2 separate regions of the Mus musculus genome follow, and region 1 is linked to region 2. Evidence: chromatin loops called from intact Hi-C (ENCODE). Cell type or tissue: gastrocnemius. All regions are shown on one strand. Each heading gives the region's core, and the rest is flanking DNA. Links, peaks and the distances in the headings are about the cores only. Region 1 holds the start of Lrrc57 (leucine rich repeat containing 57). Region 2 overlaps Zfp106 (zinc finger protein 106).

Region 1 (11,422 bases), core at 1,649-9,648, 76 kb after region 2:
TCAAAGATCTTAGGTTTCCCCTTCTCCAGAGAAAAAGCAAAGAAGCAGATACCAAGTGCCTTTGCCTGCTGAACCATCATGCGCACCACTTCCATTATTTTTGAGATACGATAGCAAGTAAATACAAGCTGGAGATTTATTTTTGGTCTGTTTTCTAGTATAGTGATCTTGAATACAATACCTGATTACAGATAAGAGCTAGTATCTTGTACCAAACTTTTTGTTTGTTGTTTTCGTTTGTTTTTCTTGACACAGGGTTTCTCTGTGTAGCCTTGGCTGTCCTAGAAATCACTGTGTAGACCAGGCTGGCCTCAAACTCAGAGATCTACCTGCCTCTGCCTCCCATGTGCTGGGATTAAAGGTGTGTGCCACCACCACCTGGCAACTTTTTATTTTTTTAAACTGGGTCTCACCATGTAAAGCTGGCTGACCTCAAACCCAGAGATCTACCAGTCGCTACTCCGCAGATACTGAAATCAAGTGTGCCACTACACCCAACTTCAAAATTTTACGTTTTAAAAAATTTTAAAGCCCAAATTTCATCTTAACTTATACGGCTGTACCTATTTCATCCCTTCTTCAGTTTTAATGTATTCTTTGGTCAATTCTTTTTTCTTTCTTTTTTATTTTTCTTTTTTCTTTTTTGGTTTTTCGAGACAGGGTTTCTCTGTACAGCCTTGGCTGTCCTGGAACTCACTCTGTAGACCAAGCTGGCCTTGAACTCAGAAATCCGCCGGCCTCTGCCTCCCAAGTGTTAGGATTAAAGGTGTGTGCCACCACTGCCCGGCCTTTTATTATTATTATTATTATTATTATTATTATTAGTAGTAGTAGTAGTAGTAGTAGTAGTAGTAGTACACTGAAACTGTCTTCAGACACATCAGAAGAGGGCGTCAGATCTCATTAAGGGTGGTTGTGAGCCACCATATGGTTGCTGGGATTTGAACTCAGGACCTTCAGAAGAGCAGCCAGTGCTCTTAACCTCTGAGCCATCTCTCCAGCCCTCTTCAGTCAATTCTTAATCTTTCCTTATCACATATGGATTCTGACTCTTCTATTAAGTTAAACATCTTATTATGAGCATATAAAGTTAAGTTTCTAGGACTGGGGATGTAGAACCGCTCAGTTCATGAAGTGCTTGCCTAGTATTCAAAAACTGGATTCAGCTCTGGACTACCGTGTAAGCCAGGTGTGGTGGTTGCCCTCCAAACGCAGCCCTGGGTAGGAGGATCAGGGGCTCAAGGTCATCCTCAGGCTCAGTTCCAGGACAACCTGGAATATGTGAAACACCACCCAAAAACCAAAATGGCCAATAATATGGCTTAGCAGGTAAGGCTGGCAACCCAAGTTTGAACTCCTCCGGGACCTAAATGGTAGAAGAAGCAAGCCAACTCCTAAAAGTATTCTTCTGACTTCCACATGTGCTGTAGTGGATGCAAGCTTGTGTACACATATACATAAAAAATGTAATGAAAATAAAAAGCAAAAGCTATTTGAATGCCATTTTCCTGGATGCTCTTAATTAAAATTCCAAGTTATCCTAATTAGGTTCCTAATTTATTTCTCATATTGATATTCAGGTTCCTTATCCTGAAGTCATTGATTGATCTTTTTTTTTTCCTCTATAGATAAGATAAATGGTTTGTTTGTTTCACTGAGTTCCTGCTGTGTCACTTTTATGTATCTTCTCTCTATAATACATACTTGAGAAGTGAGAGGTATTCCCTATATTTACAGATGAGAGTAAGTTGCCCAGGAAGCTATTAAGTAGCAAAGGATCTATATGTTGATTCCTCCAAGTACAATGCCTGTGATCTAACTCCATGTACTAGCTGACTCCAAACCAAACTAAAATTTAAGGCATATTGGGTAGGTTTGTTTTGTTTTTTAAAAAGATTTTGTTTATGAGTGTTAAGGTTGCATGTATGTATGTGTAGCACATGTATGCCTACTGCCCAGAGGCCAGAAGAGGGTGTTGGGACCTCCATGGAGGTGGAGGAACTGAATCTGGTCCTCTGTAAGGACGAGTACTTTTTATCTCTGAGTTCTCTCTCCAGTCCCTTTATATGGTTTTTTAACCTCAAGCACTTCAGATTAGCAAGAGAGATAAATATAGGATGTGGAAAGTATTCTATCAGCAAATGGGGGAGCAGCTAATTCGGATTAGATTAAGGGAAGGAGCTTAGATACGGGTCAGCACCATGTAAGTGAGATGGCATGTCTTGACTTACTAACAGGAAGGCATTCTGGAGCAGTATAATTTGGTATGGTTGGACATACAACTGAGACTAAAGAAAAAGGTGCTACTTGCTGATTCTTACAGACACATGTAAGTTATTTATAGTTTCAGATTTGTTAGTGAAAGGCACTGTTCAGACAGAAGACTTCAGAAAACAATCTCTATGATAGCTTCACGACGTTCTTACCAGTAACAATCTGAAATCCTGTCTCTGTACCTTCACATTCTCTTAAGCACAATTCCCAGTTCCTCAGAAATGTCTGCATGGCTGCAAAGGTGTTCATTGCCATAAAACCAAACAAGAGTGTGAAATATATCCCAATTTTCTCTTTCCTGTCTTTCTTTTTGGCTTTTTTGAGACAGGCTTCTTTTTTTTTTTTTTTTAATGGTACCCAGTTTACTTTCAGAGAGCAAAGAGAGAGGGTGTTGGGATCTCCATGGAGGTTAGGTTAAAAGTTCTTTAATTGATTAACATTACTTCCAGACAAAGTTCATTAAAAATATTTTATTTAGAATATTCTCTCATTCAGAGAGTAACTATGATAAACATAAGTTATTTTAAAATATTGTAGCAATGGTTTTCTTGAAGGTAATCTGATTAGTACAGTTATAAATACAAAAGGGGGAGGAGTTACCAGAAATAGCACATGATTTTTAACAAAGCTTCAGGAAAATCTTGATTATTAAAATTAATTTAAAATCCTACAAGTAGGCTGAGTGTAGCGCATGCCTACAATCCCAGCATGTGGGGGAGGGGAGAGGTGTGAGGTTGGGAGATTTTGAGTCTGAGGCCAGCCTGGGCTACATAGCAAAAACCTGTCTAAAAACAAAAATTTTGTATAATTTTTGCATATAGTTTTAGCTCTTTCAGAGCCTTCTACCAATAAGGCACCTGCAATAGTAAAAAAAAAAAAATTTGCTACTGCAGCCTTGGGGAACATTCTCGGTGGCTGTTGTGTTGGTGCTCCTTTGACAAAGGTCTCTTCAAGACAGCTACATATTTAGGTACATCCTAAGTTCCAAGTGTAAACACTGCTATTGAGTTAGTGTACAGGAACAAACACATTCATCCTTAGTCATACGTTTCCCACAAATTAGAATTTCATAAAAAATATGAAGTATTAACACAGAGGTGATGGGAAAGACTTTATGAAAGCTGACAGTTCGCAAACTCAAAGTCTCCAGCTATGGCAAGCAGCATTTCCTCCCTTCATGAACAGCAGGTTCCTTAGAGCCCAACTAATGATAGTTTTGAAGATCAACACTGGCCATGACCTACACGGCTCAAGATGAAGGGTTCTTCCTGTCTCCTACTCCTAAATCCCTTTCCTTCAGCTTATCTGACATAGTCCTAAAAAGGAAAAAGTCATTAAGTAAAATGTTCTCTGCAGTGTATCCAACATCAGGAGCCTTTGACTCAGTCAGATTTCAACAGAGGTTCCAAGTCTGTCCCATGATCCTGGAGAATATCATGCAAATTTCTTCTTGGTGGCTGTGAACCTCTCCATGTACTAAAAACATGAAAGAAAATTATACATATGGCATTTGGTGTAGACAAATATAAGAATCCTTTTTTTTTCAATGATTTATTTTTATTTTACGTAGTTTGGTGTTTTGACTGCATCTATATCTGTGTGAGGGTGTTGGATCCCCTGCAACAGGAGTTATGGATAGTTGGGAGCTGCCATGTGGGGGCTAGGAATTGAATCCTGGTCCTCTGAAAGAACAGTCAGTGCTCTTAACTCCTGAGCCATTTCTCCAGCCCCCCCTCCCCCAGGGATACTTTTTGACTTACGTTTTTATGTTTTTTTTTTCTTTTTAATTTGACTTGATTAATTTCATACAAAACTAACTCCTTTTCAAGGCAGAATCTCACTATGTAGCCCTGGGCTGGCCTTGGACTCAGATCTGCCTGCCTCTGCCTCCCAAGTGCTAGGATTAAAACCCTGCTCCAAACCTGGCAAAATCTACTTAAATTCATTAATTTTTGCCTCTTTTTTTTGGCTAGGAAACATCAAAAGATGCAGTGCGATAATCAATATGTGGAGAAAGTCACTTGGCACAATACAGTCTGGCCAAGTCTTAGAGCTACCTCCAAAACAAACTTGTCAAATGCTAACTGTAGACATCACTTAAGTTTAATCTCATTAGTTTTTTCTCTGGAGCAGGCACTAAAAATGTAAAAGATGTTAATACACACCTTATCATAACCCTCTAGTTCTCGAAGTTTCTTTATTTCAAAGAGATTGCCTTCCACAGCAAGCAGGCAGATTTGGGAGTCACTGAGGATGCTCTGTGGAAGCATGCTGAGCTCAAGGCAGTTCTCTTCCAGCCGGAGGACCTTGAGGCGAGGACAGCAGGATATCTTCACAGAGAGCTGAGAGATCTGTCAACAACCAAACAGTAAGAGGACAGAGAGCATAATGGCCACGTTACTACACTGAAACAGCTCTTGACTGTGTCCTAGTTTTTCTTTTACCGCCTCCGTTTTCTCACTACCTACTCGCACAGAAGCCTGTAACATACCTTCTGTTACTCCTCCACTTCCAAATTATTTGAAGGTTACCAGTAGCTTTTCAGAAATAAAAACCAATAATAAAAGCACTGTGTATTTATTGTAGGAAATAATGTAAGTTTAAGGGAAAAGCTTACCAGCAAGCTGCCACTCAGAAACAACCACATGAACATCTTGATACCTACCACTCTGCTGAAGCCAAAGTCATGCTTCCCACACTGCAGCATCTGCCTGGACTACCCATTTCTTGAGGCTCCCTCTAGTGCATGACTTCTGAATTTTTCCTGAAAATTTTTTGGGGGTGTCATTTTTTGTTGTTTGCTTTCTTTTTGTTTTTTTGAGACAGAATTTCTCTGAAGCACTGGCCTTGAACTTGCTCTGTAAACCAAGTTTGCCTCTAACTTAAGAGATCTCCCTGCCTCTGCCTCCTGAGTGTTGGGATGAAAGGCATGCATCACCACCACCCTTTTTATTTCTTTATAATTATATTCAAGCAGAAATAAATTCCTAATGCTTCCTATTTAACATTTAGAACCTTCTAGAAAACAATCATTCTTAAAACCATTTCACTTGTGACTTCAAAATCTGTATCAACAGTCCTGTGTACTAATCTCGAATACAGCTGTGTATCTACAGTTTTCACTAAAACTAAATTCTGGTCACTAAATTCTGTTGACTACCTGCATCTCAAACCATCACCTAGGAACTTACAGAAAATGCAGATTCTGCAGATTCTTAGACTTCTCACGTACTGAATCAAACACTTAGGTGACCTTAAGGTCCCCAGGTTATCCAAGTAAGGTCTGAGAAACTGGTCTAGTAGTAGGGAATGTGGAATTATTCAACGAATACCAATGACAGTTCTTTCCTAGAAATCTCAGGAAAAAGACAAAACCAACCTCAAAGGCTGAATATTATGCTAACTACAATTTAGCACAGTAATAACATGAACATAGTAGCTAATATACATGCATAATGTACATATACATAAATGCTAAAAACTCAAGGCTACCGAATCTCAAATGTTTCATCACTGTGCCTCATATCTGAAGCAGAGCACCATCTCCATACTAATGTTAACCAAGGAGCTTCAAAACATTTCACATGTAAAGTCGTCCAATTATAACGTAGCTCCAGAACAGCTATCACATGGATTTCTCAACAATTTCTAACGTCTGACTCTCAGATCCTATGGGTACAGGTCTCATTCCTACACTATATCACCCCTGACACGGCTCCTCACTAAATAATGGGTGTGAAAAGAAAATATCTGTAAAACCTTCGATAGGTTTAATTTTGTGTGTGTGTGTGTGTAATTATCTCACCCTGTTACTCCTTCCTCAAAACACTTTCAACACAATTACACAGCCACTATCAACCCACTCCATGATTCTGGGCATTGGAGTAAGTTCACCTTATATATCTTTTAGCTTCTAATTTCCAACTCCATGATTATCGTTTAAGGAACAAGAAATCAGAAGACCATAAATGCAAACATACACTGGGGAGAGGGGCAAAACAACACAAAGTATGGACCTGGTTCTGGTTGAGATTGAGTTCGATGGCCTGCAGCTCCCCAACTGTGTCAGGTATACTCCGAATCTGGTTTTTAGAGAGATCTACTACATCTAGATGTCTCAGGCAACAAAGCTGGGGGGGTAATGCTCCCAGCTGATTCCCAGAGAGGCTCAGCGTCTTCAGGGCAGACAACTGCCCAAAGGTAGATGGTAGCTCTCTCAGGTGATTGTTGTTGAGACTTAGTGTCTCTAGTTTTTTCAGATTGCATAATTCATCAGGTAGAACAGCTGGTGAAGAAGAAATTAAAAAACAAATCCGATAGAATTAATGACATTTATAAAAAGACAGTATGGTAGCCTGCTTCATCTTGTTTTTGAGACAGGATCTCATTAAGTTGTCTAGGATAGCCTTGAAATTAAGATCTTTCTGCCTCAACCTCTGAGTAGCTGGGGCTACTGTAGGTCTAAGTCACCAGGTCTGGCTTCTTACATAGAATTCTCACAGGTCATGTTTAGGTTTCACAAACTGTTTGGGAGGTTAAGAAGCCATCAAAATGCAGAAAATTGTGTATGTGTGTAAGGGGTTCCTTTTGCTTAGCTGTATTCTAAAAACGATCTGAGGGAGTTTAAAAGATCCTCCCATTCCACCCTGCCCCGAAATTAGATAACTGTTTATATCGATTCCCAAAGGTCTTCCAGGTCCAAATTAACCTAGTAATAATCATTATACCACCCAAAGAGGCTTTTATATTTAATTACAAGAGATTAAAGCTTCAATACTCTAACATTCTGCATCCCCTAAAATGATTTCATAACAAAAATCATCTAACAGGAAAAACACCCTTCATAACTGCTGATTACTAGCAAAAGCTGCCCAGACACAAATTCCATACTCAGTTTGTTGTTGTTGAGGGAGAGGCTCTTTAGCAGAGTGAACTTTCCTATTATCAGAGGCGGTAGGCTGTCAATCTTGTTGTTGGATAAATCGATGGTCCTAAGATTGCTTGTCAGCTTCTGCAACTCTGAGGGGAACTGGAGAAAGGAGCTCACAGTTTGGAAAAATCCTGCACCAATAGTCTTCGCCACCCCGCCAACCCTAGCCCTTTTAGTTTCTTGGTCCGGTCCCCTCAGGTCTCACCTCGGTCAGACCACGGTCTTTAAGCTGAAAGACACCAGTTTTCTGCGCTGTTTCCACATGAGCACGGAGAGCACTGTTACCCATCCTAGCGCCACGGCTCAGTTCCCTGCAGGAAAAGAAGCATAGCTGTCACCGCCTAGTCTAGACATACAGTCGTCGCTAAATCTCCCGTTTGGGTCTCCTGTCCCAATTGTCACCTTCTGCCTATCCCTACTTCCCTGGGGCCAGCCCAAGAGTGGCAAGGAGAAAACAGGCGAGCAGGCAGCGCTACCACAAGGTCCTGATGCTTTGGCAGCAGAGCTAAGGGCCAGGGAGCCTCCGATAGCTGCTGCCGGAACAGGGAGCTTGAGACTCGCCTCCTACCGCTCAGTGCAAAGAAGACTCCGCCAGGGAACACCGGGGACCCGCGCTCGCCTGAGACGCGCTCCCAGGGCTTCCGCCCGGGCAGGAACGCCCTGTGACATCATCAAACCGCGCGCCTGTTCGCGGTGTTGCCCCTCACTCCTCGCGCCAGTTCCAGAGGTGTGCGGAAGCCATGGCGGCCGCCAACCCGTGGGACCCAGCGTCCTCGCAGACTGCAGCTGGGTTACTGCTAAACCACTTGGTAGCTTCGGGCATAGTCACTAAGGTACGTGGGGGCGGCGATGGCGTCATCAAGGTGGCGACAGAATTCTGCTGTGAGGTGGTGGTCCTGGTTATGCGGGCGTGAGTGAGCCAGCTGAGGACTGTGACCATACTCCCGTGGGTTCTTCGAGTGTGAGGGACTGAGTGGCTGGTGCACTGAGTGACTGAGCACTCTGTTTTGAGTGCCTGCGGGTTATCCCAGGACGGTTTGTGGGAGATGGAACAGCGCTCCACTTTTTTTTTCTTCCAGTGACACTACCTCTAGAACAAGTGTTCCTAAGGCTGCGACCCTTTAATACAGTTCTTCTGTAGGACCCCCGATATGGGGACTCCTACTCTAGTCCAGGGATAGGGTGCACCCACGAACACACAAGAATCCTTCTTGTTGCAATACACACGAGGCTTTATTGGCAGAGCTCTGGGCCGACACGTACCTCACACAGGAGGCAGGGGAGTCGACCCCGAGTCTCCAGAGCTAGGGGTTTTTGTAAAAGAAAAAGGGATAGGGATGCGAGGAATTTTAACAAAGGTATGGGATTGGGTCATTCAAACATTAACAGTAAGATTACATGTCAGCCAAAGGGCATCCGGACCTTGTTCCTGTGGGCTGGGGGCTTAACTTTGTTCTCATAGCAACCAGGTGATGTATGAAGCAATGCTGGGCCTCCAAGAAAAGGCCAAAATCTTTCACAGCGTAATGCCATCACAGTTCACCCTTATTATTTTAGCACTATTTATTTAGAGACCGAGTCTTGCTGTGTAGCCCTAGATGGTCTGTAACTCACTATCCCTGGCATTACAGGTGTGTACCGCCATGCCTGGCTGTTAACTCACTTTATAAGATGATATGGCAAAGAGGAGAGGGTAATGGGATCTAATTCTTCCAGCTTGCTGAGAGATACTGGAAGATTTTTTAGTCTTTTTAGGTGTTTCCTTTTTTTTAATGGAGAGGTGTCCTCACTCTATCCTAGGCTAGCCTTGAACACTGAGCCATCTTCCTGCTTCCAGCTCCTAAGACTCCCAAGTCTCTCGTGTCAACCATATGGAGGGCTGAATTTAGATCCCTAACGCCCAAGTAAAAGCAGTATGTGATGGTGCGTGTCCTAGAGCTAGGGGCCAGATACAGGTGGGGCTTGCTGGCTAGCTAGTCTAACCCAATCTATGTTACTATTGGGGTCTGGGCTAGAAAGATTTAGGTTCCTGGCCTCTTATCTAAAGAATTGAAAACAGCTTTATTCTGAGGGAAGGAATAACACAGAATATAGAGAGATATAGCATCAAGATTGAAAGCAGAACACTACAAAGGTCCCAGGTTATAGCCTGAGCTCTAAAGGAAGGAATTGTTTACATACAGGCATGGTTTGAGTGGTTCTCTACTCTTTTTTTTTTTAAGATATATTTATTTTGTAAATGATTATTATATATATATGAATGTATGTGTATCATGTGCATGCCTGTTGCCCATGGAGGTCAGAAGAAAGCATTGGATCCCCATGGAACTGGAGTAAGCCCCCATGTGGTTGCTGGGAATTGAACCTGGGTCCTCTGCAAGAACAACAAATGCTCTTAAATGCCAAGCCAGCTTTCTTTCCAGTCCTGTTTCTCTACTTTGGTTGATAGATTAGGTCAAACATTCTTTTCTTCTAGTGTCCATGTTCCTTCCTATAGCATCTGATTTTAATCATATGTATACTGTAGTGCTTTGAGTGAAAATGGCCTCTATAGACTCATATATTTGAATACCTAGTACCCATTTGATGGAAGGATTTCACCTGTTTGGGAAATATTAGGAAATGTGGTCTTGGTGGAGGATGTTTGTCTTTGAGCGTGGGCTTGGAGGCTCTTTTGGCCTCATGCTTATCTCTCAACACGTAAGTTCTCAGCTTCTTCTCCCATGCTATTTCTGTCTGCAACCATGCTGTCTGTCAAGATAGTCATAGACTCATAGACTCTTAACTTATGGAAGCATGAGCCCAAAAATTAAATGCTTATGGAGGTCAGGTGATTAATGGAGTTTTGGCTGAAGTCCAACTCACTGTTAGGTCCATTGAGTTCCCAAACTTATCCTGTAGTTATTTCCCCAGTTCCAGAATGTATATTTGGGATAAATATACTTAGAAGTCGGCAGAATTCCCATATTGGTTTCCTGACTTGTGGAGTGAGGGCTATTATGTTTTGAAAGGCCAAATGGAAGACATCGAAGTTGCCTCTACCAGGAAAAATAGTGAATCAAAGACAGTATTACATCCTAGGAGGAATTGCAGAAATTAGCAACACAACCAAGGACCTAAAAGATGCAGGGGTGGTTGTTTACAACACATTTCCTTTTAACTATCCTATCTGGCCAGTACAGAGGACAGATGGATCATGGAGAGTGACACTATGACCATCAAAAATTTAATCCAGCTGGGCACTGGTGGGACATCCCTTTAATATCAGCACACAGATATGCAAAACATTCTCTCTCCCTCTCTCTCTCTCTCTGCATATGTGTGTATCTGTCTGTCTGTCTGTCTGTCTGTCTTGTGCACACACACACATACACACAAACATGGTGTTATGCTGTTCACTTAGAAAATAGAGGTGTGAAGGTTAGAAGTTGTAGGACATCCTTGGCTGTACAGCAAGCTCAAGGCTAGCTTGGGCTGCATGAGTCCTCATCAAAAATAAAAACAGATTTTAATATGTTCTTTATGTTAGCTGCAGCTGTGAACATACTATCGTTTTAGTCCCTTGTGTTGTATCTCGGTGTGCTAACTTTGAAACTTCTATGCTTTCCCTGATTATTTACCATAGGAGATGTTAGATGTATCTAAGAAAATGGCTCCTTGCTTTGTGAACTTTTCCAGATTACAACAGATCTCAGATATTCAAGCTGAAATCTACCAGGTAAATTATGAACTTTTCACTTCTACTTCTCCATTTAAAAAGTGTGGTGTATGCTGGGTTGTATTTTAGAGAAAATGTGGGTGCTTAGCTACAAGAGTCCTTGGGTTTGATGCCCGACTTTAAACTAAACCAAACAAAACACTTCTTAATTTTTTTTGAATAGTGTTCTTTTGCAATTAAAACAATGTTTAAGGCCGGGCGTGGTGGTGCACGCCTTTAATCCCAGCACTCGGGAGGCAGAGGCAGGCGGATTTCTGAGTTGGAGGCCAGCCTGGTCTACAAAGTGGGTTCCAGGACAGCCAGGGCTATACAGAGAAACCCTGTCTCGAAAAACCAAAAAAAAAAAAAAAAAAAAAAAAAAACAATGTTTAGTGCATGGCTGATAGGGACTTGTTCTATTAGTTAATTGTAGAACAGGAAGTCAAGATACCAAAATGAAAGCTCCAACGATTTTCCTGGCTATCATATAAAGCACCCTTCCATCCTTCCATCCCATTTAA
Region 2 (11,422 bases), core at 1,592-9,591:
ATACAGCTCAGGATGTTTGTAGTTCAGTGGTAATACTGGGCTTGCCTAACACACAATCTCCAGCAGCCTTCCCCCTTAAAAAAGATAGGAAATATGGAACAAAATAATATAGCTACACTTTTAAGCTCTGTTAAATAATCTCTACTAAGGCCAGTATAATCATTCCATGAATTTCTAATGTTTTAAACTATGTTTTATTTATTTTGTGTACATGGTCATTTGTGAAGGTCAGGGGACAACTTGCAGAAGTCAGTTTTCTCTACAATATGGATCCTGAGGATCAAACTCAGGTTTTCAGGCTAGGTGATATATGCATCCACTCCATCTGCCATTTCCCAAAGCATTATAGTTTTCAAAACCTAAATACAGATCCCATAAAATTACTAACTTAAACTTCAGCATGACAGATCATAGACATTAGATCCAGTACCTACATAATACTGCAAAAGGGTGTGAGTAGCAAAAACTGAAGGGGATTTTAGAACTGGTTTTGCTTAAGGAATCACAATGACTTGTGTGTGTGTGTGAAGTGTGTACATGTAGGTCTACATACCATGGTGCAAGTGTGGATGTCAAAGGACAACTTTGGGGTGTCAGTTCTTGCCTTCTGCCATACTGAGAGGCAGACTCTCTCTTGTTGGCTTCTGCCGCTGTGCTTCATACTTCAGGCTAGCTGGCCTGCAAACTTGCAGGCAAATCTCCTGCCTTGGCTTCCCACCCCAAGGAATGCCGGGATTGCAGATTTGTGCCACTGCACCCAGCAACATGAGGTGCCAGGATTACTTGGCTAGCTTTTTTCTGCTGACAAATTTAATTTAGACTGTTTGCTTTTTTTACTGAATTTTTAATATGACATTATTTGTAGTTATGAGAAGTTATCCTCAACTGTTAAAACCCGATCCCTGGCTACTTCTCAACCCACATAAGTTCCCGTTAATACCAGTAAACACCAGAACCCTGTGACCAGCAATGACACTTGCTTCTCAGGGTTTTTAATCAGTCTTGGTTTACATATGAGGTAATAGATGCAGTAATGCTCAGAAATTCAGAGTGCATGCCTTCCTGAGTAAATGGGTTGACCAAGCTTAACCCACACACCACAAAGACAGAAGAAACACTTTAGAAGAGTCAAATGGATGCCAACTCATTAAGCTCCAAGAAAGTCAGGGAACAATGAAACTTAAATGAATTCTCTAAAGTACTTTATTAGTTTTTTAAGTCTTTACATTTATTTTCTCTGTATGTCTTAGCACAGGTGTGCATATGGGGGTCCAGGTTCTCTTCCTTCTTGTGGATTCTAGAGATTTAAACTCGGGTCATCAGGCTTGCTGACAAACCTTTACCTGCTGAGTCATCTCTCCAACCCCACATTCTCTGAAGTACTTGAAAACAAACCTCCTATATGAAGTATCTGTCAGTGGAAAACTAACTATAATAATTAGTTATTTTATTTTTGAGCAAGGTCTCATTATAGAGCCACAGCAGGCCTGAACTTGCTATGTAGATCAAGCTGAGATGTGATCTCTAACTCGAAGTTCCACCTGCCCCTGTCTCCCGAGTGCTGGACTAAAGGCCTGAGCTGACATGCATGGCTTTGTTTCAATAGGCTTTACACAGTGGTGGATAACTGCCCTTCAGGGATGCCCTGAACTCACATGAAAGCTTACTTACTATTAGTTTGCAGTAATTCCTTGGACACATTGGAAGCACAGCCTTGTGGCAAAGCATTCATATTCCCCTCTTGTTCAGGAGACATGGGCTCTTGTTTAATCTGAACCGATGAATCAGGGGCAGTGCCATGGGCTTGTAAAGTACACGTGGTTATTTGGAGAGGGTTTCCAGAGGATGGTAGAGATGCATGGGAAGGAGGTGGATCCAGAAACCCCGGGAAAAAGGGTGCAGGCAGCAGAGCTGTCTCAAAAGATGTCTGAGATCGGCTGTTCCTTTGTTCTCGTGATATGAGGCTACAGGGAGCCTGGTCTGGGTGCTCAGGAGGTTCATATGTTTCTAGAACAGAAAGCATAGACACAGAACAAATCCAAGAATATTACTTGTAAAGTCATTTATTTCTTAGTCAATTTCTATTTGTTTTGTTTTGTCTCACTGTTTAGACCAGGCCGGCCTTGAACTCACAGATCTCCATCTGCTTCACATCCCAGTGCTGGAATTAAAGGTATGTGTTGCCATACCTGGCTTCCAATATTTATTTTTAAAGACTAGGAAATCATTTTAAGTTGGGAATGGTGGCACACACCTTTAATCACAGCTCTCGAACAGCGGAGACTAAAGGATAAAGGTTCTGAGCAGCTACCTACTAAGCTGAGGCAACATGGGCTACACAAGGCCTTGTCTCAAAAAAAAAAAAAAGATCAGCCAGACATGGTGGCAGAGAGTCTTTGCTCCCAGCACAGAGGCAGAGATAAGCAGATCTCCATGATGACGCCGGCCTGGTATGCAGAGTGAGTTCTAGAACAGCCAGGGCTACAGGGAAAGACCCTCCCTGAAAAAACTACATCAACAAAAAATTTCAAACGTGCAAAAATTAACTTAATAATGTGTTAGCATTCTCCCTTTCAACTTGTCCAAACAAAAATGTCTAACAAGTACAAACTATCAAGGGCACAGAGGACAGACTGTAACATTTACATTTCTGAAAGTACAAAGTGGGTCACACCTGCAATCCTAACATTCAACAGTTTGAAAAAGGTAGACTGCACTGAGTTCTAGGTCATCCTAGGCCATAAGTCGTGGGACAGCCTGGGCCACTGATTAAGGCTCTGTCAAAACATAAGAATAAAAATTTTAAAAAGAAAAAAATCAAATTTTAAACGGCTTATCCTAGTCATACAGTTACCAACAGATGCCAAGATTTGAACTCAGTCCTTCTGATTCCTCACCAAAGCAATCTCTGCCACTTCCCTCTCCTTCTGTCACTGGAACCCCACTCTGTAAACCACACCTAAGGCAAGCACCCAACAACCAAGCTCCATCACCGATTCTCTGAGATGAGGTGGGCCTTGAATTCGCTCTTTGTCTCCCATCTCTCCCATGTCAGCTTCCTAAGCAGTGGAGATGACTGGCCTGGACCACTCAGCCCAGCTCTGTTACAATTTTTGAGACATCCAAGTCTCTGGGTTTTTTTACAGAATGAAACCATGGAGACCTGCAGGAAAATGTACGACATTCCTACAACTTATTTGCTTTAGCCCTGACAGATAACAAAAATTAACAGTTCATCAAACATGCTCTAAATAAATACCTTGCAATCCTTGTAGAATCTGTATTCTGTGAGTCCTCAGTGCACTCATCTCCACAGTTATCTGAAAGTAAAATACTTGGCTAAGCATTCTAAGGTCCACCCCGCAGCTCAGTGTCCCTAGGACTTCTCAGCTGTTACCTGCTGCTTAAGCACGAGTAGCCTCTGAACTTCAACGTACGCTGTCTGCAGTGCTGCCCGCGCCTGCAGGAGCTTGTTGTCCATGCACTGCAGAGACTTGCTCAGTTCTTCCTCTCTTAAGGAAATAGTTAATAGCTGGTCAACCTGAGAACGTTCTGTCAAAACAAAACAAAACAAAACAAAAGGCCAGTTTAGTAACAGTGTCTTCAAAGATACATGTGCTTAGTACAAACCTGTCTTTCTATCTCAACATGTGAAAGAGTCTCAAGGATCTTACTGACATCAAAGCTCAAAAACATTCAAAATAAGAACCAGCAGGGATCTAAAGGTCTGTGCCCTCCCCCTAGACACATATGGCTTTGGTCCTGGTCCTGTCTTCAGCTGTCTATGTGCTCCTCACATAGGGCTTTGGCTGAGACTGAGCTTCAGGCTTACAGTCCTTGCCCTCTTCCTCTTCCTTTTCGGCCATGGTTTTCTAGTCGGTTACTTAAGTTTTAGATAGTTCTCAATAGTCAGACTCTTGCTTGTTTATTCATTTATCTGTATCTCTTGCTTGGGAGACAGGGACTATGCGTTTGACTTGGAACTTTCAGAGATCAGCTTGCCTCTGTCGTGAGTGCTGGGAGTAAGTGCATGTGTCAGCATGACTGGCCTGTTTGTTTTGTTGCTTTAACTGAATAATAGCCCGGTTTTACCTTGAACGTTTGAGGTATCTGATAGTCTTGAACTATTTACTGATCCCTCTGCCTCCACCTCCCCAGTGTGCCACCACACTCTCCCTGACGCTTCTCTTGGCGTGTGATGTAATCCCAATGCTAAGGCACCGCTCTGCTCTGCCACTGGTGTCACAGCTCTTTACTAAAGCTTCCCTGAGCAAAGTCTGGTTTTGATACTGAACAGAAATCTAATCAGATTCAAATCAGATCCCGTTCCTTCTACTACACACTCCTCAATTCACATTAGAAAAGCAAACAAGGTGCCTCAAAAATAAAAAGCGAAGCTAGATGTAGTGTCTCACAAGCCTAATTCCATATTTCTAGTACTTGGGATGCAGAGGCACAACTATCTAGAGTTCAAGGCTAGCATGGGTCACAAGTTAAAAAAGTGAGAGGGACAATATTTAATTAAATGACTTGTTCCTTCTCATTTCAAATGGAAAATTCTAGTAAGATTCCCTGCCTATACTGTCTACAGCATAACTTAGCCTTCAGTTCTATGTGGTGGCATGTATTTATCTTAGCTGCAACTAGATGGAGCAAGCAGTCAATTTTTTTTTTTCTGCTTTTAAACAAGACAACAGGGGCCAGGGAGATGGCTCAGTGGTTAAGAGTGCTGACTACTGTTCCAGAGATCTTGAGTTAAATTCCCAGCAAGCATGGGATCTGATGCCCTCCTCTGTCATGCAGGCATACAAGCAAATAAAGCATTCATATACATAAAATACATAAATATATAAATATTAAAACAAGACAACAATGTGAGAAAGGCTATGTTTTAACCAGATATGGTGTCATAAGTTTGCAATCTTGCTTTGCAGAGGCCAACCTGGCTTTACAGACAGAGCCTGCCTCAGCAGTGAGGACTGAACTAGGGGCCTCATGCCTTCTGGCAAGTTTTTTTCCATTTAGCCACCACTCAGCTCCTTTTTCAATTAAAACAAAACAACATTTGCAAGTCTTGCAGTATGAAGCTTGTAAGCCCGGCACCAGAAGGCTGAGATGAGAGTTGAGGACAGTCTATATAGAAATACCCTGTCTCAAAACAAACAGTAAGTGCTGGGAAGCAGATGACCAGTGTTTGATGATTAGAAACCACAACAGATTATCAAAAGGCTGAAGTGCTATCATGGCAACTTCTTGTGATCAGAGACATAGGTAGAGTACCTGCCTAGCATGTATGAAGCCCTGGGTTCAACACTCAGCATTGTAAAAACGAAAACAATAATGTTCTTCTGTAACATTATATAGCCATACCTTTCTTCCCTTTAATTTTCCTTCGTTTATTTTTTCTCTCAAGACTTGGTAGTTCAGGGGAAGATCCATCCTAAGAAGAATATTGCATACTGAGTATGATGTCATTTTCCAAGAGAGGGACAAAATGGTTGCCCTATATGACCTTCTGCTATTGCAACTATCTCTACAAGGACAACAGAGGCCTTGTGCACAACGTAACCATTAGTTGACTTATTGTTTCTAATAAAGAAAGCCCAAGGCTTTCTGGTCCCTTAGATGTACTAAAGCCCGCTGTGCCAAGCAATCAGTCCATCGGGTGAAGTGACACGGGGACGGAAGAGCCAGGAACACTCTACTGAGTTCATCTTGGCATAGGCTGCGCTCTAACTTCCTGGAGAAAACCTTTCCAACAAGACAGTAAAGCATCTACATGACAAATCTCAAGGTAACAGCTTCTCCAATTAAATTCCAAGCTTCAAGTATATTTAAAATCACCTAACAGTACCTCCTCTGTCTGAAGGAGAACAGAATTGGCCTTTAGGGAGAGGGGGTGCCAAATCACAGGTTTGACCACCGGAAAGAGAGTTTCTGAACTTTCTTTTCAGAAAGGGACCTAGGGACAGGGCTATCATCATCATCACCGTTATTACCAGGGAGCCAGGGGAGCATAAGTGTTAAATGAGGGGTCAGGAGGGCTTAACTAGGGCAATTACAGGGACTGGGGAAGTGTTGCAGTGTTCATGTATACATTCTAACGCTATTAAGTCTCTCTCTGGTGGTAAACTTTCCAGCTTAACCAAGAAGCCAACATTTGCACACGTCCTACAAACTCAGCAGTACCAAGTGACTCTATGAAAGCAGATTAAGTTACATCTGAAGATGTGGCCTATCCTTAGTCAGGTGAATTACTGCTGGGAGACCACTTTTAGAGATGACTTCACACTTTCCTGGTACTGTACATTCGTCTCACATTACATCTGGTTTAGTAGAGTCACTCAGAGAAAAACCAGAGAGAAACCAGAAGAAGGGAAGTAAAGAGCATTAAGTTCTGCTCTGGAGCAAAGGAAACCACACCCCAGATACTCAGTCAAAATGAGTTAAGCCTTTCTTATCAATATTCAAGTCCTCACAAGAGATACTTTGCAAAGACATGGAGAGTCATACTCACCCCGGTGGCTCTTCGCTTCTTTCTAATACTGTGACCATCGGTTTGCTCAGCACCAGAGGTACAGCTGCTGTCAGTGGCTGCATCTGCTAAGCTGGAGACTGCATGACCTGAAGATGCATTTGATGTGAGTGAGTTTCCTTCTCCAGTGCTCTCCTGGGCATGGCGCTCTGACAGTGGGGTAGACCTCTCCTGGCTGTGCAGGTCTCGGGCTGAATGCATGACAGGCATTATGTGACCAGACGGTAACTGTGCACTATGTCGCCGCTGGGTAGGAATGTTTCCAACCCTTTCACCTGTTCCGACAGAGGGAGTCAGAGGGGCCACTTCCTGTTCAAGATACATGGCTGTCTTCTGACTCTGGGCAGCACTCAGGGCAGTATTAGGTGAAGGACTCTGCTGGGCTTCATTTTCTTTACCAGTACCCTCCCCAGTAAAGAAGCTATACACAGGAGCCCTGTCCATGACCACGCTGCTTTCAGAAAGACTTCGCTTTCTTGCCAAGCCAGAGGATGAGGGAATGGAAACTCCTTCCCACTGGAATCCTTCCAGACTGGACAGATCAGGCTCTTCATCTAAATCCAAGACTTCCTGTTCATTTTGAACCAAAGGTACCATTTCTATGCCAAACCTTAAAAAAAAAAAAAAAAAAGGAAAAAAAGAGAAAGGAACAAGTCAGATGTGGCTGGGGAGTGTTACATGTGCTAGGCTCTCCTGCACAGAGGGAGGCTCCTGCTGTCAAGAAGCACAACCTCTGACACGAATTCCAGAGCGAGGTAGAGAGTACTGCAGCAGCAGCACAGGCACTCAATCCAAACTGTGCAGCTACAAGGATGCAAGTAGATTAGTGACAACTGCTCCCCTCCCAAATAGAGATCTTTGTCTTCAATAAACATTTTAAAAGCAAAGAAACCAGCTTACCAAGTACTCACAACCATTAAGCAGGTCTCTAAGCTTTCTGCTTTACCAGACCATGAACTTTGCAAAAGGACTAAGAAAGGAAAACAAGGCAAATGAACCAACAACAGTAAAGTCCCTGAGCCTGGAGGGCTACACTTACATCGTTGCAAAACTATGATTTTCCGCCGCCGGGCGTGGTGGCGCACGCCTTTAATCCCAGCACTCGGGAGGCAGAGGCAGGCGGATTTCTGAGTTCGAGGCCAACCTGGTCTACAAAGTGAGCTCCAGGACAGCCAGGGCTATACAGAGAAACCCTGTCTCGAAAAACCAAAAAAAAAAAAAAAAAAAAAAAAAACTATGATTTTCCAAGTTGAACCTATGCTGAGCACTTCTTGACCACTTAGAACAGCATCTCAAGATGCTCTGAGTGAGCTTAAGAGAAAGCATTCTGCAGTCCTCTCTGTAGTACCCAGAATGCCTATGGGGGATTCCACAAGCTCAGTGAAAGGTAGTAACAACAGGTAGTTGAAAAAATTGACCACTAGCAGGGCGGTGGTGGCACATGCCTTTAATCTCAGGCAAAAGCAGGCCTTCTCTGAGTTCGAGGCCAGTCTGTTCTATAGACCAGACAGGGCTATATAGAGAAACCCCATCTTGAAAACCAAAAAGCAAGCAAGCAAACAAATCAAAAATTTTTACCATTGGTTCCAAACATTAAGATTCAGAGACAGCACATTCTAGTCCATCTGAACTAAAGTGACAGATTTCTGATGACGTATGTAATCCTAGGTCCAATTAGTGTTTCAGGTGCCTCCATTTTAATGGCATCCTCTGTCAAGACAGACTATCACACGTGTCATATAGGAACAGCCAGTGCTTAATACTGAATTAAAGCAGACATCTACAATGGGTATTTTTGGCACAAGTTTAATTTAAGTTGAACAAGAACTTGGTTTTAATCAAGGCCAATGTGTGGTAACCTTTAAAAGAAGCCAAGGACAGGTATGAGAGGCACACACCTGGGTAAGCCTTTGCCCAGCTCTTGCTTTTTCTTGGTTACTTGCTGAATGACCTGTTCCCAGTTGACATTTCTCCTTGATGCATTTAGAATCTGTCGTAGGGTTGGCTTAAGCCCAGATTCCTTTTCTGTTTCATTCTTTCTATGGCCACTAACATTGCGAATTCGTCGAGCGCTATTGAGGTTTGGCTCTGGGAGATGTGTTCCTGTTTTGGACTTCAAACTGATGTGTCGGCTTAGATCTCTCTGGAGCGAGGCGGGAAAACCAAGTTTACTTAGTTCGGGAAGAAGCGTGCCTGGGGGCTGATTATTGAGATCAGGTTTTTGAAGCTCTGCATCCAGGCTAGTGTCCTCAAAGCTCTCAGTTTCAAAAGGTCCATCAGATTTAACAAGGTTGTTGTCCTGCGCATCTTCTAGAGAGGTCTTCAAGTTTAGCAGTAAGCCAGAGTGTGGACTGGTCGCTGCTGACACTTGTACCTCAGCCTCTTTCTGGAGAACTGTGGAATTACATGGGGAGGCGGAGAGGTTCTCGGGTGTTCCTGGGATCTGGCTCCCTTGTTCCTTATCCACGGTGTGAGTGCTGCAGGACACAACCTCTGTGGTCAGTGAAGCCACACCTTCACTTTTTATGCCATGGTTTTCTGCATCAGATGTCATGGCACTGTTTCCAGCTGAGTGTGGCTGAGACTCGATGCTCAGAGAGTCTTTGGCAGACTCTTCTACACTACTTTCTTTTGCATCGTTCTCCGTCCTTTTGGGTGTGGTAGGGAGTGGATTCTGCAGTGTTTTGGGACACTGTAGCACTGTGTCTTGGGCTTTCTGTGATGTGCTATTTAACTTCTCGTCAGGTTCTTTTTGAGTGCCTGATACAGTTTTATTCTCCTTTAAAACACGAGGACATAAACCGCGTGATTTGGATGTGTAGGAAGAACCATGGCTACCTTCTAAAGTAGAAGTGTTCAGGAGATGTGAGTGATCTCCAGAAGGAAAGGACTTTGTCTCCTTATTTTTTGAGCGGTTCTTTAAATTTTGCTTATGAGGACCTGATTTAGGGGTTGGAAGTGGAAGGAGTGGGGATTTCAGTAATGGAATCTTATTTGACTTCTGATGTGGCTCAGATTGCTCGGTAATGGGGCAAGCTCTTGGCACCTCACAGAAAGCAGTGCCATCAGAAATGGCTTTGTGACTGGGAGATCCAGGAGGTCCTGCTTTTTGTGTTTTTATCACTGGAGGATTACTTGTTTTATCAACTGGTTTGCGCAGTCCTGCAGTTATTAAGCTAAAATTAAAGAGAGGCTTCTCTAGTGTGTCTGACTTGCTGCCAATGACTTCTTTCAGGGCTGACTGTAAATCTAGAGTCTTCTGGGAAGGGTAAGGTGTCCAGCGGCGGAACTTGTCCCTTGCTTTGGTGCCATTTTTTCCATTAATTTTTGAGGCTGCCGTGTCTGTTTGTTTAGTGGTTTGACTTTCTCGCTGTTCAAAATTGAACTCAAGTAAGCCTTCTGAAGGAAACGTATCGCTTGCGTATCCCTCAGGAGGACTCCTGTACTTGGCAGCTTTGTCCCTGTCTTGCCTCTGCCACTTGCATCTCTCCTGACTGTACTTGCTTGGCTTATTAGATTTCTTGTTCCACATCTTGGTCATGTCTTCCATTTGATAGTTAGGATTTCTGTTTCTGCCTTGTTGAAATTTGTCTCCAGGGCCATTGTAATTCCAGCTATTCGTACTACGTACACTGGATTTCCAGTTTCCGTTACTGTTGTTCATGTGCCAGCTGGGAAAGCCACCTGTTCCTTCAGAATGCCAACTGGAATTCCTTCCTGTACCATTATAATTCCAATCTACCATCCCATTGTTTGAATGCCAGCCTCCTCCAGAATTGCTATGATTAAGGAACCAAGTTGAAGAGCCTCTTGTAGCACCTTTATGCCAGACAGAACTTCCTCTTGGTCCACCACTATTCCTCAAAGAATGTGGAAAGCTGTTTTTTCTAGTACTATTAAAGCCATCCTTTTCCCATTTCCAGTCTCTCTGTGGGGGTCCACGATGGTGTCTTGGTGGCTGACTATAGCTCTCTCTGTCTTGGTAAGGGATTCGGTCTTCTCGTCTCCACTGGGGCTGCCTGTCATCTGAGTTTACTTCTTGGCTGTTACTGGGAGGTTCATCTTGTCTGAAAGAAAAAACAGTTTGTCATTATGGATTTAATGAAATTCTTACTTGTGCTTCTTTCTTCTAGTGTTTGTTTTTACATCTGGAATGTAGCAGACTATCTTTCCCTTCATCCTAGACACATTTAAACTATCCTCCCAATTTGGGGGGGGGGGGGGTAAAAGGGGTTACTGGTCTAGAATTTTGTTTCTATTATCTGAGCATTTTTACATTATCCAGCTCTTTTCAAAATAAGGGTGGTTATATTTTGTGGTTAGGATTATTATTTACTTTTTTTTTTTTTTGGTTTTTCGAGACAAGGTTTCTCTGTGTAGCCCTGGCTGTCCTGGAACTCACTTTGTAGACCAGGCTGTCCTCGAACTCAAAAACCCGCCTGCCTCTGCCTCCCAAGTGATGGGATTAAAGGCGTGCTCCACCACCGCCCAGGATTATTGTTAATGTAACTCCATGTTCAGTCAGTGGCCATATCTGATTTCTTCAGATGCAGGTTCTTACTGAAAAAAAATCTATTTTCTAACCCACTTCCATACAGTTTCTATTTAAAATAGGCTTAGAACTGTGCTGATGCAGTAAGTTAGGTCCCAAACTCAGTAAAACAGCACAAGCCAAATAAGGGATCTCACAAGAAGCTAAAGAGAGCTTCTGAGCTGCAGGCTCTTTACAGAGAAGCTACAGCTACTTAAGCTATCTATGTTACATAGGTGTCCACAAAAGGGAATAACTTACTTATCACAGCAATGTGTGAAACCATTTTTCTTTACAAATTACTTATGGTGTGTCTAACATTCCAGCAAGTAATAGGTGCTCAAAACACCAGGTAA

The links. A loop is a pair of places that touch in the nucleus more often than their neighbours do. Peaks named below come from ENCODE experiments on the same cell type or tissue, not always from the same donor. Only the 100,000 strongest peaks of a DNase experiment are listed, where the experiment ranks them.
Region 1: a loop joins it to region 2, with 2.4 times the contacts of the local background. A loop is called at or near these places in 6 of 42 quality-filtered maps.

The regions. Positions count from the first base shown.
Region 1 is chr2:120,601,509-120,612,930 of GRCm38, forward strand. It overlaps Lrrc57 (leucine rich repeat containing 57), which reads right to left and starts at 7,850. Exons shown (of 6, transcript NM_001159612.1): 1 at 7,607-7,850; 2 at 7,410-7,515; 3 at 7,165-7,303; 4 at 6,291-6,559; 5 at 4,440-4,625; 6 at 2,730-3,750. The coding sequence starts at 7,493. The coding sequence ends at 3,709. It overlaps Haus2 (HAUS augmin-like complex, subunit 2), which reads left to right and starts at 7,874. Exons shown (of 6, transcript NM_025475.3): 1 at 7,874-8,037; 2 at 10,830-10,922. The coding sequence starts at 7,945. In gastrocnemius, for the core only: CTCF peaks have their summits at 5,027 and 7,780; a DNase peak (open chromatin) is centred at 7,889; H3K4me3 peaks cover 2,167 bases; H3K27ac peaks cover 1,646 bases.
Region 2 is chr2:120,525,078-120,536,499 of GRCm38, forward strand. Zfp106 (zinc finger protein 106) reads right to left here. Exons shown (of 22, transcript NM_011743.3): 5 at 8,434-10,602; 6 at 6,518-7,145; 7 at 5,371-5,440; 8 at 3,398-3,552; 9 at 3,260-3,320; 10 at 1,672-2,007. Among named protein-coding and RNA genes, the nearest start is that of Zfp106, 33 kb to the right of the region's middle. In gastrocnemius, for the core only: a CTCF peak has its summit at 4,643; no DNase peak of the experiment used is centred there; H3K4me3 peaks cover 1,132 bases; H3K27ac peaks cover 2,829 bases.